Linked DNA regions of Homo sapiens: region 1 is linked to region 2. Evidence: chromatin contacts called from ENCODE Hi-C or POLR2A ChIA-PET data. All regions are on one chromosome and are shown on one strand. Each heading gives the region's core, a stretch centred on a gene start or an enhancer-like site at or near the end of the contact. The rest is flanking DNA. Distances are from core to core; before and after follow the strand shown. Region 1 overlaps RGS12 (regulator of G protein signaling 12). Region 2 overlaps HTT (huntingtin).

Region 1 (5,499 bases), core at 2,784-5,283, 96 kb before region 2:
TGTTACTGATTCAATCTCACTGCTCGTTATTCAGACCCACCCTTTTGATAACTAATCCACTCCTGTGACAAGCTATCAAGGATGAATGGATTATGGATTCTGCCATTCATGAGGGCTGAGTCCTCATGACCTAATCACCTCTTAAAGGCCTCACCTCTTAATACTGTCACATTGGGGATTACATTTCAACATGAGTTTCAGAGAGGACAAACAATCAAACCATAGCATATCCCTATTATGTAGCTTTTAATCTATATAATAAATTATAAAAGTAACCAAATTTACTAATTGATTTTATGCCAAGGTTCATATCAAACAAATCAAAATAAAACTTAAGCCGCATTCCTGAACCAAGGAATCCTATCCTTTACCCTCCAAGCATGCATAAATCACCTTTCAGAAAACTCCTCCCAAGAAAATTCCCACTCTCTATTTGACCTCCAGCTACCAAAAATTCATTCATTTTCAATTTTTCCCCTTTGGCAGATTTTTTTATAACTAGTTTAAAATATTTTGACCAAAGCACTAATTTCTTTTACATACAAAGAGCTCTTACTAATCAATAAGAAAAAGGCCTACAATCAGGTAGAAAAATGGCCAAGGTACATGAATCAGGAGTAGACAATAAGAGAAATATTTATGGTCTATTAAGATACAAAATTGCTCAATTTAAGAAATTAAATAACACTATTTCTTTCCTCTCATATTGGCAAATAAATAAAACACTGATAAAACTCCAGAGCTACATGGGTAGGAAGAAAAGGGCCTCTTCTCCAGCTACCTAAGATGCTGAAAGGGAAGAAGGCCAAAGGGAAGGAGGAGGCCCTGGCCCCTGCCACCATGCAGCAGCAGATGGCCAAGAAGATGGACGTCTGAGGAAAGCCCTAAGAATTTCTGCAGTGGACAGGACGTCCAGCCATTACAGGGACCTTGCCCACTTTGTCAAGGGCCCTGCTGTATCAGGCTGCAGTGGCAAAGGGCCATCCTCCATGAATGGCTGAAAGCACCTCCTGTGATTGACTGGTTCACCCAGGCCTCAGGCCACAGGCAGCTACCCAATGGCGTACGCTGGCCCACAGTACCAACCAGAGACAAGCAAGAGAAGAAGCAGAGACTGTTGGCCTGGACTAAAAGACAGCACTGGCACAGGGGACATCCCCACTAAGAGATGGACCACTTGTCCTTCCAGCAGGGGTTGATACTGTCACAACCTTGGTGGAGAACGAGAAGGCTCAGCGGGTGGTGATCGCACGTGACGTGGCTCCCACTGAGCTGGTTGTCTTCCTGCCTGCCTGCGTCCTGAGATGGGGGTTCCCGACCGCACTGTCAAGGGAAGGCCTGACGAGGGCGTCAAGCCCGCAGGACCAACGAGTCTGCTCCACTGTCGCCTTCACACAGGTTAACTTGGAAGACAAGGGAGCTCTAAGCTGGTGGAAGCTATCAAGACCCACGACAACAGATATGACAAGATCTGCCATCGCTGGGAAAGCTAGCTCTGGGACCAAAATCTGTGGCTCACGTTGCCAAGCTGGAAAAGGCAAAGGCCACAGAACCTGCCAATAAACTGGGTGAAATGAACACTGTTGAGTTTTCTGTACATCAAAATAACACAAATTCTCCTTCAATAAAAAAGGGGGCATTCTCTCTCTCTCTCTCTCTCTCTCTCTCTCTCTCTCACACACACACACACACACACACTACTGACAAAAATATAAACTAGAAAACCTCTTTGGTGAGCAATTTGGCAAACTTTAAAATGCACATACACTTTTAAAAACAGCAATTCCACATCTAGGAACCTACCCAAAAGAAAACTCACATATATACAAAGATAGAACTTTAAGAATTTTTACTGCAATCCAGCTTATTATTAAATATAGAAACAGTCTAAGGTTGCCATCAACTGGGGACTGATTCAGTAAGAAATGGCACAGGCATATGACATAATACCACGTGGCCACTACAATGAAGAAGAGTTTTTAAAATTGATATATAACTATGTACATGAGAAATTTGTTTTAGAAAAAAGTAACTCACAGCAGTATGTCACATGTATTTTCAATAAAGGGAAGGAAAAGGAAGAGAATATCCAAGAGCCTGTGCAAACAGAGTAAGTCCATGAAAGGAAGCGAACTCTGAACTGCAGCTCCCCGCGCGGAGCGGGGCAGAGGCAGCAGCAGCATCTAAGGCTCTGACTCTTACAGTGCTGTTCGCATTGTGTCTGTGATTGTACCTTTGGGTATGTCGTCATGAACAAATGGTGGAGAATGAGATGATGAGCACCCACCAACACACTGCACCGCAAGAAATAAAACTGCACCAACACGAGCGAGGCGCCACGGCACCCCTCCCGGGAGAGGCCCCCCAGCCTGGTGCTTGCTCGTCCTCCCGCTCGCCCCTGGCTTGTCCTCCCACCGAGGGGCACGCGCCACCCTGGACAGCAGACTGCGCTGCTCACGGGCTTGAGGCTTCTGTATTTTGCCTTTTTTATGAGCGCGATTTTCAGATGTACTTCAGGTGATGCAGGTACCACTATCTCACTCAGATGTAGCTCTCGGGTACTCCAGTACACCCATAAGGTATTTCTCCATTCTCTGTTAATGGTCTTATCTCAGTAAGCAACAGTTGAGAAGGAACTCACTCCTGCAAATCCAACCTTCTGCGGGCAGCAGTCCTCAAGTGCTGTGGTCTCAGGACTCCTGGGAGTACCTACAAACGACTGAGCACCTCAGCGAGTCTTTATTTTTGTGGGTTTCAGCTACTGATGTTTCTCATACCAGAAATTAAACTGAGGAATTTAAAAATATGTATTCATTCATTTCAAAATTACACCAATCAATCCTTTACATATCACAAATAACATATTTTCATTTTTAAAATTTCCAAAATCCATTGTATGGAAATTTTAAGAATTTGGGTGCTGCTACTTAACCAGGTATTTTAATTAATTAATTTAATTAATTAATATAACTTTGAGTCAGTTTGCAGAGACACAGAATTAAACACGCTTGCCTTAAATGAAACACAAGGCAATCATTTTTGATGACAGAAGCATTTCGAGATCCTGGGTTCTCTTTCACATCAGCCCCTTTTGTTAGTCACAGGCCTGAATGCTTATCTCCATGAGAACCAGCTTGTGCTGGCTACAGACATTAGGCAGAGACAAAGAGCAAACTACACAAAAGGGAAAGCAGTCCACTTCCAAACATCATCTCACCCACTTCAAGAATTTCAGACCCTCAGCGAGTCTACAAGTAACTCAGCTCCCCTTCCTTGCTCCTCCCCAGAGGAGGGAGAAGCTGACAAGGATGAGCTGGCACAAGGTCACCACGTGGCTCGGTGTGCAGGGGGTTAGAGCTTTCCATCTCACCAAGGAGACGTAGAAATGCCGAGCAACAAGGGGTCTGGCTCGCTGGTCCCCAGGCTTTCACAGGAGCAAGTGGCCACTGAGGGCGGAAACCCGGGCTGAGCCTGCAGACAGCAGGATGGAGGCGGCAGTGACAAAAGCGTTGGCAAAGGACAACAATGGAGAATCTGGTGGCAGTTAGGACACAGAACTATTGGCCTTAGAGACCAACTTGTGACTAGATGCAGTATTATATTTCTTCTAATAGTCAGCTTATTTTGCATACAGATTAAGAAAGGCTGGTGCCAGTAATTTCAAAGGGAACGTTTAACATTCATAGAACTAGTAATAACTGTGTAGAGGGAATGCTGAAGATTGTTCTAGGGCTAAGGGCGAGTGCCTAAGCCAAGGACACCGTCAGCAGGGGCCCCTGCCCAGGCCTGGGCCTCAGAGCGCGCTGGACACCACATGCCTGCAGTCCACTGGGGGGAGGAGCTGACGTGGCTGTCCAGGCCGGAGCTGCTCCACAGCCACAGAAAACCCTGCCCTGGGGTGCAGGCAAGCCAAGGCGGACTCAAAAGCAGAAGCTGGGAGTGAGATGCCCTTGGGGGTGCTGAAGAAGGGTGCATACAGACGCTGGGTAGCCTAACGGGGCACTGTGCCAGACACCAAGGCATTTCTTCTCAGCGCCAAACCCACCCTGCCGTGCCCAGCTTCTGATCCTGGCACTGGGCCTTGAAGACCACATGGCTCCTGCCCAGGGGCTCAATGTTCAGCAATGGGCACAGGCACTGCCTCCCAGATGGAGTGGGGTGGACTGGCATGTGAGGGTCCCACATCGTTTTTCCTGGGGACTGGGGACAGCCACCAATCCTCACCTGGAGCTGCTTCACTCTCTCACAGCTGCGATGGACTCACAGTCCTGTCAGATAAGGCCCCTACTCTGGGTATCTAAGCCTCCCACGCCCACTTTTCTAGACTCAGCCCCTTTCCACACTGATGACCTTAGCCTTTCTTTTCTCTTTCAGCAGCTAACCTTCTTTTCCTTTGTTAACGATTCTGTATACTGAATTTTTCCTGTTCAAATTACTGCTGCGTTTCCTGTCTCCTGGCTGGATCCTGACTGATTCCACCTGAGTTTGTGCAAAGTAAAGCCCTGAAGTCCCCGTCACTAAGAATCCGGAGTCACGTGAAGCTCGCTGCCTGACACCATGGCACCCTCCAGGGGCCTCCTCTGCTCTCTCCCTCCCTGTGCCAACTCTGCTGCTTCTTCTAACTTCCAGGCACTTCCTGCATCCCTGCTGGCCCCTTCTCTCAGCACAGGCCAGCGTCCAGGTGGGGCCCTGATCGCTGCGGACGGTCACGGCCACCTTCGAAACTCTGCAGACCTGTCCACGGCGACGTCCGGACCCATCTTGTGGCCGCCTCATGACCCCTGGAAGCTTCTGCTGCTCTAACTGGGGAGGCTATGGGATCAGACTCACCTAACTACACAGGGAGGCCCACTTGGCAAAGTAAACAGCAACACTTAAACCTCAAGAGATTACAGCAGGAACCCATAAAACACAACACGTTACTACCTGTTTATTTTTAGATAGTGTATCACGCCACATTATGAAGGCCACTCCAAATCCCACACGGAGCGCCAGGGCTGTCTTGGTCCCAGCACTCACATGCCCTGTGACTGTGAGCAAGTCACCTGACAGCCAAACCTCAATCGCCTGGCCTGATGGCCTCAGGATTCCTATCAAGGTAAGGATGCACTCTGCAAAGCAGTGACCGCCACACCGTTATTTCCAACCCTGAGGACATGCTAGCTCCCCTTCTGCTCTGCTCCAGTGTGGGTGGGAACAGCCAGGACCCTCATCTTCACTGCAAAGAAGCCCAAGGCTGGCATCACAACCCCACCTATTCCCCCATGTCACCCGCCCCAAGGAGGAGTCCATTCACTGGTGGGATGGGGACGACAGCATTATCTGTCTCTCAGGTCCGCTGAGGACCATAAGCACCACTGCCAATTATCTAAAATGGCATCATACTCCCCACTGTCCAGGTCACTTTGAATTTCAAGGAGAAAGCAGGTGAAGGTGCCCTGTAATCCACAAAGAACCACATAAACACCAGTGTCAACCTTCACTACACCACAGCAGTGG
Region 2 (5,222 bases), core at 2,493-4,992:
GCATGTGGTGTGTGTGGTGTGTGTGTGTGTGTGTGGTGCATGCATGTGGAGTGTGTGTGCATGTGGCATGTGTGTGGTGCATGTGGTGTGGCGTGTGTGTGTGGCATGTGTGCTGTGTGTGTTGTGTGTATGGTGCATGCCGTGTATGTGTGTGCATGTGGCATGTGTGTGTGGTGTCTATGGTGCGTGTGGCCTGTGTGTGTGTTGCATGCATGAGGGGTGTGTGTGCAAGTGGCATGTGTGTGGGCGGTGTGTGTGTGTGGGGTGTGTGGCGTGTGTGGTGCGTGTGGCACGTGCAGGTGTGAGGGGAATGGGAAGGCTCACTTACGGATCTGACCACCTCACTGATCAGGATGGCCGGGGTCCTCCTGGCTGAGCTGGACGGCAGGATCCAGCGGCTGTACAACTCAAGCAAAAACTGCGAACAGGAGTGGATGTCAACTCCAGCCCGGTGTTTCCTGTGGAATATGCGAGATGGGTATTTTCCAAGTACATGAGATGAGAGGCTCATTTCAAGAAGCACCTCAAACAAATCAAATGACTGATAAGAAATTTCAAATTTCTGTTAAAAAGAAAAAGGCCATTGGAAAACCTGGAGTTGACTGGAGACGTGGGTGGTGACGAAGGTGCAGGGGCGTCGGCCTCCTCCTCCTCTTCCTCGTCCCATTCCTCCTCCCTCAGGGGTGTGATGCTGTTCCCCAGCCACACGGAGTGTATGGACACCTGCCACAGAAACGGGGCACTGCTCAGTGCTGCGGCCACAGTGCCAGGCTCCTGGTGGGTGGGTGTGGCCACTGGGACTCAGCACATGCCTACCGTCTAACAGTCTGCCCCTTAGCAAGGGTCGTTCAGACACCCCAGGTTACGGGCAAGGGAGCCCACAGAGAGGGTGGGGCAGGGGCTGGACAGCTGCTGGGAAGCTCCAGCACATGCTAAAGGCATGAATCAGGGGCCAGTCAACCCCAGGAGCAGCTGAGGAGGGTGACACAGAAAGAGGCTCTACGAAGGGATGCTTTCACTCCTAAGTGACATCTGAATGGAGTCCCCAAAACACGGAACCAATACGTGAGATTCCTTTTCCAGTCTCCCGCACTGGCAGTCATTGCGGTAAACCCAAGGCCAGAGCTCCCTCGCGCCTTTGTGACCCGCGCTCTAGATCACGCAGCCACCACGCAGTCAGCACACCTCGACTGTCCTCCTTTCTGCCTGGTTCTCGGGAAGCCTCGAGCACTTGGCACAGTGCTGTGGGCTGTGTGCCCATAAAAAGCTGTTCTCCATCATCACTGGCACTAGCCCCAACTCACGTTCTTGGCACCAAGGGCCATTTCCCCCCTGGGACCCAGCACCCTGCAGGGAGTGGGCGAGGAGTCTGTATGAACAGCTCTCAGGCCAAGGAGGAGCCCCTGCACTCCCCTCGCCCAGACCCCTAACCCCCACCCCTCTTTCCCAAAAGCAAGTAGCGGCTCAGTCCAGTGGCATCTAGGGGCTAAACATCCCAGACAGGGCAGGGGTGGCACTGTCCTTCAGCCCCAGACAGGGCAGGGGTGGCACTGTCCTTCAGCCCCAGACAGGGCAGGGGTGGCACTGTCCTTCAGCCCCAGACAGGGCAGGGGTGGCACTGTCCTTCAGCCCCAGACAGGGCAGGGGTGGCACTGTCCTTCAGCCCCAGACAGGGCAGGGGTGGCACTGTCCTTCAGCCCCAGACAGGGCAGGGGTGGCACTGTCCTTCAGCCCCAGACAGGGCAGGGGTGGCACTGTCCTTCAGCCCCAGACAGGGCAGGGGTGGCACTGTCCTTCAGCCCCAGACAGGGCAGGGGTGGCACTGTCCTTCAGCCCCAGACAGGGCAGGGGTGGCACTGTCCTTCAGCCCCAGACAGGGCAGGGGTGGCACTGTCCTTCAGCCCCAGACAGGGCAGGGGTGGCACTGTCCTTCAGCCCCAGACAGGGCAGGGGTGGCACTGTCCTTCAGCCCCAGACAGGGAAGGGGTGGCACTGTCCTTCAGCCCCAGACAGGGCAGGGGTGGCACTGTACTTCAGCCCCAGACAGGGCAGGGGTGGCACTGTCCTTCAGCCCCAGACAGGGCAGGGGTGGCACTGTACTTCAGCCCCAGACAGGGCAGGGGTGGGACCGTACTTCAGCCCCAGTATGATCCCATGACAGTTGGTTTGCGGACGCTGGACACAACGCAAACATTGAAGGATGTGGCCAAATGCAGCGGGGTTGGGGGGATAGGGAATACCTCGGGCACAGACCAGTGTCCCTGGGCCCAGGACAAGGCCAGAGGCACCCAGTGAGCCCCAGGCCTCTCACTCTCAGCCTGCCCTTCAGAAACACTTTCATGAAAAATACAGTGCATCCTATTGGTCATTTTCACTTATCTTGGGGTGGAAACATCTGTCAAAGGTGAAAGGACAGAAGAGTGGGACTTCTTTTTCCAACTATGTCTAGAAAAATACAGGCTGGTCCAGTAGCTCCCTGCTTCCTGTCACTGAAACCGGCAGGCACAAAACAGGACAGTACAGGCAGAGAGCAGGGAACAGAAACAGGCTTGTGACATCACAGGGTTTCTGCTGTGAAGGCTGCAGGCCAGGAACTCAGAAGAGGAAACTCTCAGAGCTCATAAGTGTTTCTAAACACCATATTCTGACCCATTTCCACAGAAACAAAAGCTACAAAGAGAACTGTCCTGCACAACTGCTTTCACTAAATCAGGAACCCGGTGAGCGAAAGACACAGCACCGGGGTGGAGGGAAAGGTGCAAGTCGGCCAGCACAGCCGGGCCCCGCCCAGCATACACCTGTAGGGCTCCACGCCATGTGCCATCATATGCAAATGGCCCTACGTTTCTGTTTACATTTTTTTTTAAGGGACAGAGTACTGGTCTGTTGCCCAGGCTGGAGTGCAGTGGTGCAATCATGGCTCACTGCAGCCTCAACCTCCTGAGCTCAGGTAAGCCTCCTGCCTCAGCCTCCTAAAATGTTATAGATTACAGGTGTTAGCCACCACACCCAGACCCTTGAATCCCTTCACTTATCTGAGGAGGAAACAGAAGCACAGACCAATGTGACCTGCTAGGAAGTGGCCGAGCTGTCTGCCTGCACACGGGGCTCCCACCCAGAACTGGCCACAGGGACAGGGACACTCAGGGAGCCCCCCAAGAGCTGGCCCCAGGGACACTCACGGCCACGCCTGCGGCCCCCCATACCATGGCCCTTCATGGCGTCTACTTCCTCCTGAGCATTTCAGCTGACTCCACTCTGTCCTCACCCCCCTTTTTGTGTCTCACGGTCCTTGCTTAAGTCCAAGTCACGCCCTCTCACTGTCTCTTACACACATCTCTATCGCTACATGTGAGGTCTCTTAACTACTTTCTGGAATACAGAACATAAATAAAAACAAAACTAATGCTTCCTCTGCTTGCGGGACCTAGGAATAAAACAGATAAAAACAATGAACATTAAATTTTTTTTTAAAAAAAAGGAAAACTTCCTTTCATTTAAAAAGTGCACTGAGCTTTTCTCCTGGGTGTGTCAAGCGCCAAAGTCTGAGGACAGAAACGGACAGAGGCCAGGCGGCGGGGGCGCGAGACTGACCTGGCCGAGTTTGTAGCTCATGCTCCCCAGCTCCCGCTCGGGGTTGATCTGTAGCAGCAGCTTCTCGTGGCTGATGAGGGCACCTGTGAACACCAGCACCCTGAGTCTTGATCTGCACAGGGGGGCAGGGCCGCAGGCCCACCCCATACCAGCCCAGCTCCTGCCCAGACAGGCACCCAGCCGTGAGCCACCTGCCCTCGCCGCCACTGGCAGGAGGGCCCAGGTTGTGCAGAGCCCTGTGGGTCTTGGGGATTTGTCACTTTATAACCAGTTAAGCTGGCAGGGCCAGTGGGCAAGCTGGACTCTGTCACTTTTTCTCTATGACAAATAAGACTGCAGCAGTCACTTGTCACCCCTCAGCTCCCACCTCTGTGAATAGGAACTGGTTGTGGGCTGAGCTGCAAAAGCTTAGGAGTCAGCAGTTGCAGGCGAGCCGACAGTCCAGGCAGGCAAGCTCTCTGGGGGACCCAGATAAGCATTTTGGTGAACAGTGCCTTCCAGAACCCCACCTCGGTGCCCAGGCTGACCAGATACAGCCGGCAGGAGCGGGAGCAGGATAATGCCCCCACTTAACCTTTCACACCCCCCCACGCCCCAGGCCAGCCTCCTCATGTCTTTCTGCTGGGCATCCCCCCAATTCCCGGGCACCAGCCTCCCGCTAAATGTCCCCAGCTAACCCTCTGCCAGACCCCAGATCAACTTGCCTCCTCCAAAGGGGCCTCCACGCCCCCTTCCCTGGAAGCACTTGCTCCCCTTGGAGCTCCAGGAGCTGCCTGTGTATGCCTCCCACCCACCTCTGTGCCCCTCTTTTCTGCCTTCTATGACAGGTCATTGCTCCTGGGTCCTCCTGACTTATGAGCTCCTTGAAGGCTGGATCCATGGCCCTCCAAGTGCTCAGTTTACTTCAACGCCCTAATAAACATTTGAGTCTCATAGACACTGCGTATAACACATTGCACGTCCACATAGAACTTTCTGCAATTAAAGCCTTCAAGGTGCTTAAACTCCTAAATAGCTACGGAATCACAGAGCTCTACGCTAAAATACTTTTGAGTGAAAAACGTGCATCCCAAATCCCCACACAACTCTCTTCTTTTAAACCAGGTGACAAGCTCCGATGCCTGTGATAGGGCAGGCACACAACCGGAAGGCTTGGTGGGAGAGTGGGCAGTGACAGGCAGGGCCCAGGGAGGGGAGAGGTGCAGGGAGCGGGGTGCTCAGGCCCAGCTGTGCCCTGCCCTGCAGCCACTGCCACACATGGTTTCTTAGGAAAAGCTGGAGATTCAGCTTGTGTAGATGAACTTGGTTGAGTTCTTAACATAAGCAACTAATTCAACTTTTAAATCCTGCTGGTCTTACAGCCCGTGAGAATTCTTTCGCTTCTCATTTCTTGACTGGCAGGAGAGAATGCTTCTCATTCATTTCCAGATTTTACTTCCTCCCTGGGCCTGACTAAGACTCCTGCTTATGAAAGGGGCAGCGTATTTAGCACCACAGCCTCCAACTCAGACCACACTCAGGTCTTCCCGCATCACTGGTGTGGTGAGCATGCCAGTCTTCTCTCATTCTAGCCCAAGTACAACCGCTCCCCCGCACCCTTTCCCTCAGGTACCTGTAGTAGCCGGAGA

Evidence for each region. Hi-C counts contacts between places; a loop is a spot of excess contacts on that map. ChIA-PET counts read pairs that join two places held with the same protein, here RNA polymerase II (POLR2A). Pooled maps may share reads with other maps.
Region 1: a loop to region 2 is called in a pooled map of gastrocnemius medialis, with 2.0 times the contacts of the local background. The contact joins two enhancer-like sites. A Hi-C loop is called at or near these places in 1 of 50 pooled maps. POLR2A ChIA-PET finds 5 or more read pairs at or near these places in 3 of 52 experiments (H1, OCI-LY7 and activated T-cell).

The regions. Positions count from the first base shown.
Region 1 is chr4:3,320,050-3,325,548 of GRCh38, reverse strand. The region is part of intron 2 of RGS12 (regulator of G protein signaling 12); the gene reads right to left. It also overlaps the pseudogene RPL7AP29. Among named protein-coding and RNA genes, the nearest start is that of RGS12, 30 kb to the right of the region's middle. Within about 2 kb of position 4,033, at least 7 of the 41 ENCODE cell types and tissues checked have a DNase peak (open chromatin) inside an H3K27ac peak, as active enhancers do.
Region 2 is chr4:3,224,116-3,229,337 of GRCh38, reverse strand. It overlaps HTT (huntingtin), which reads right to left. Exons shown (of 67, transcript NM_001388492.1): 56 at 5,207-5,222; 57 at 3,595-3,677; 58 at 593-723; 59 at 329-458. Among named protein-coding and RNA genes, the nearest start is that of MSANTD1, 22 kb to the left of the region's middle. Within about 2 kb of position 3,742, at least 15 of the 41 ENCODE cell types and tissues checked have a DNase peak (open chromatin) inside an H3K27ac peak, as active enhancers do.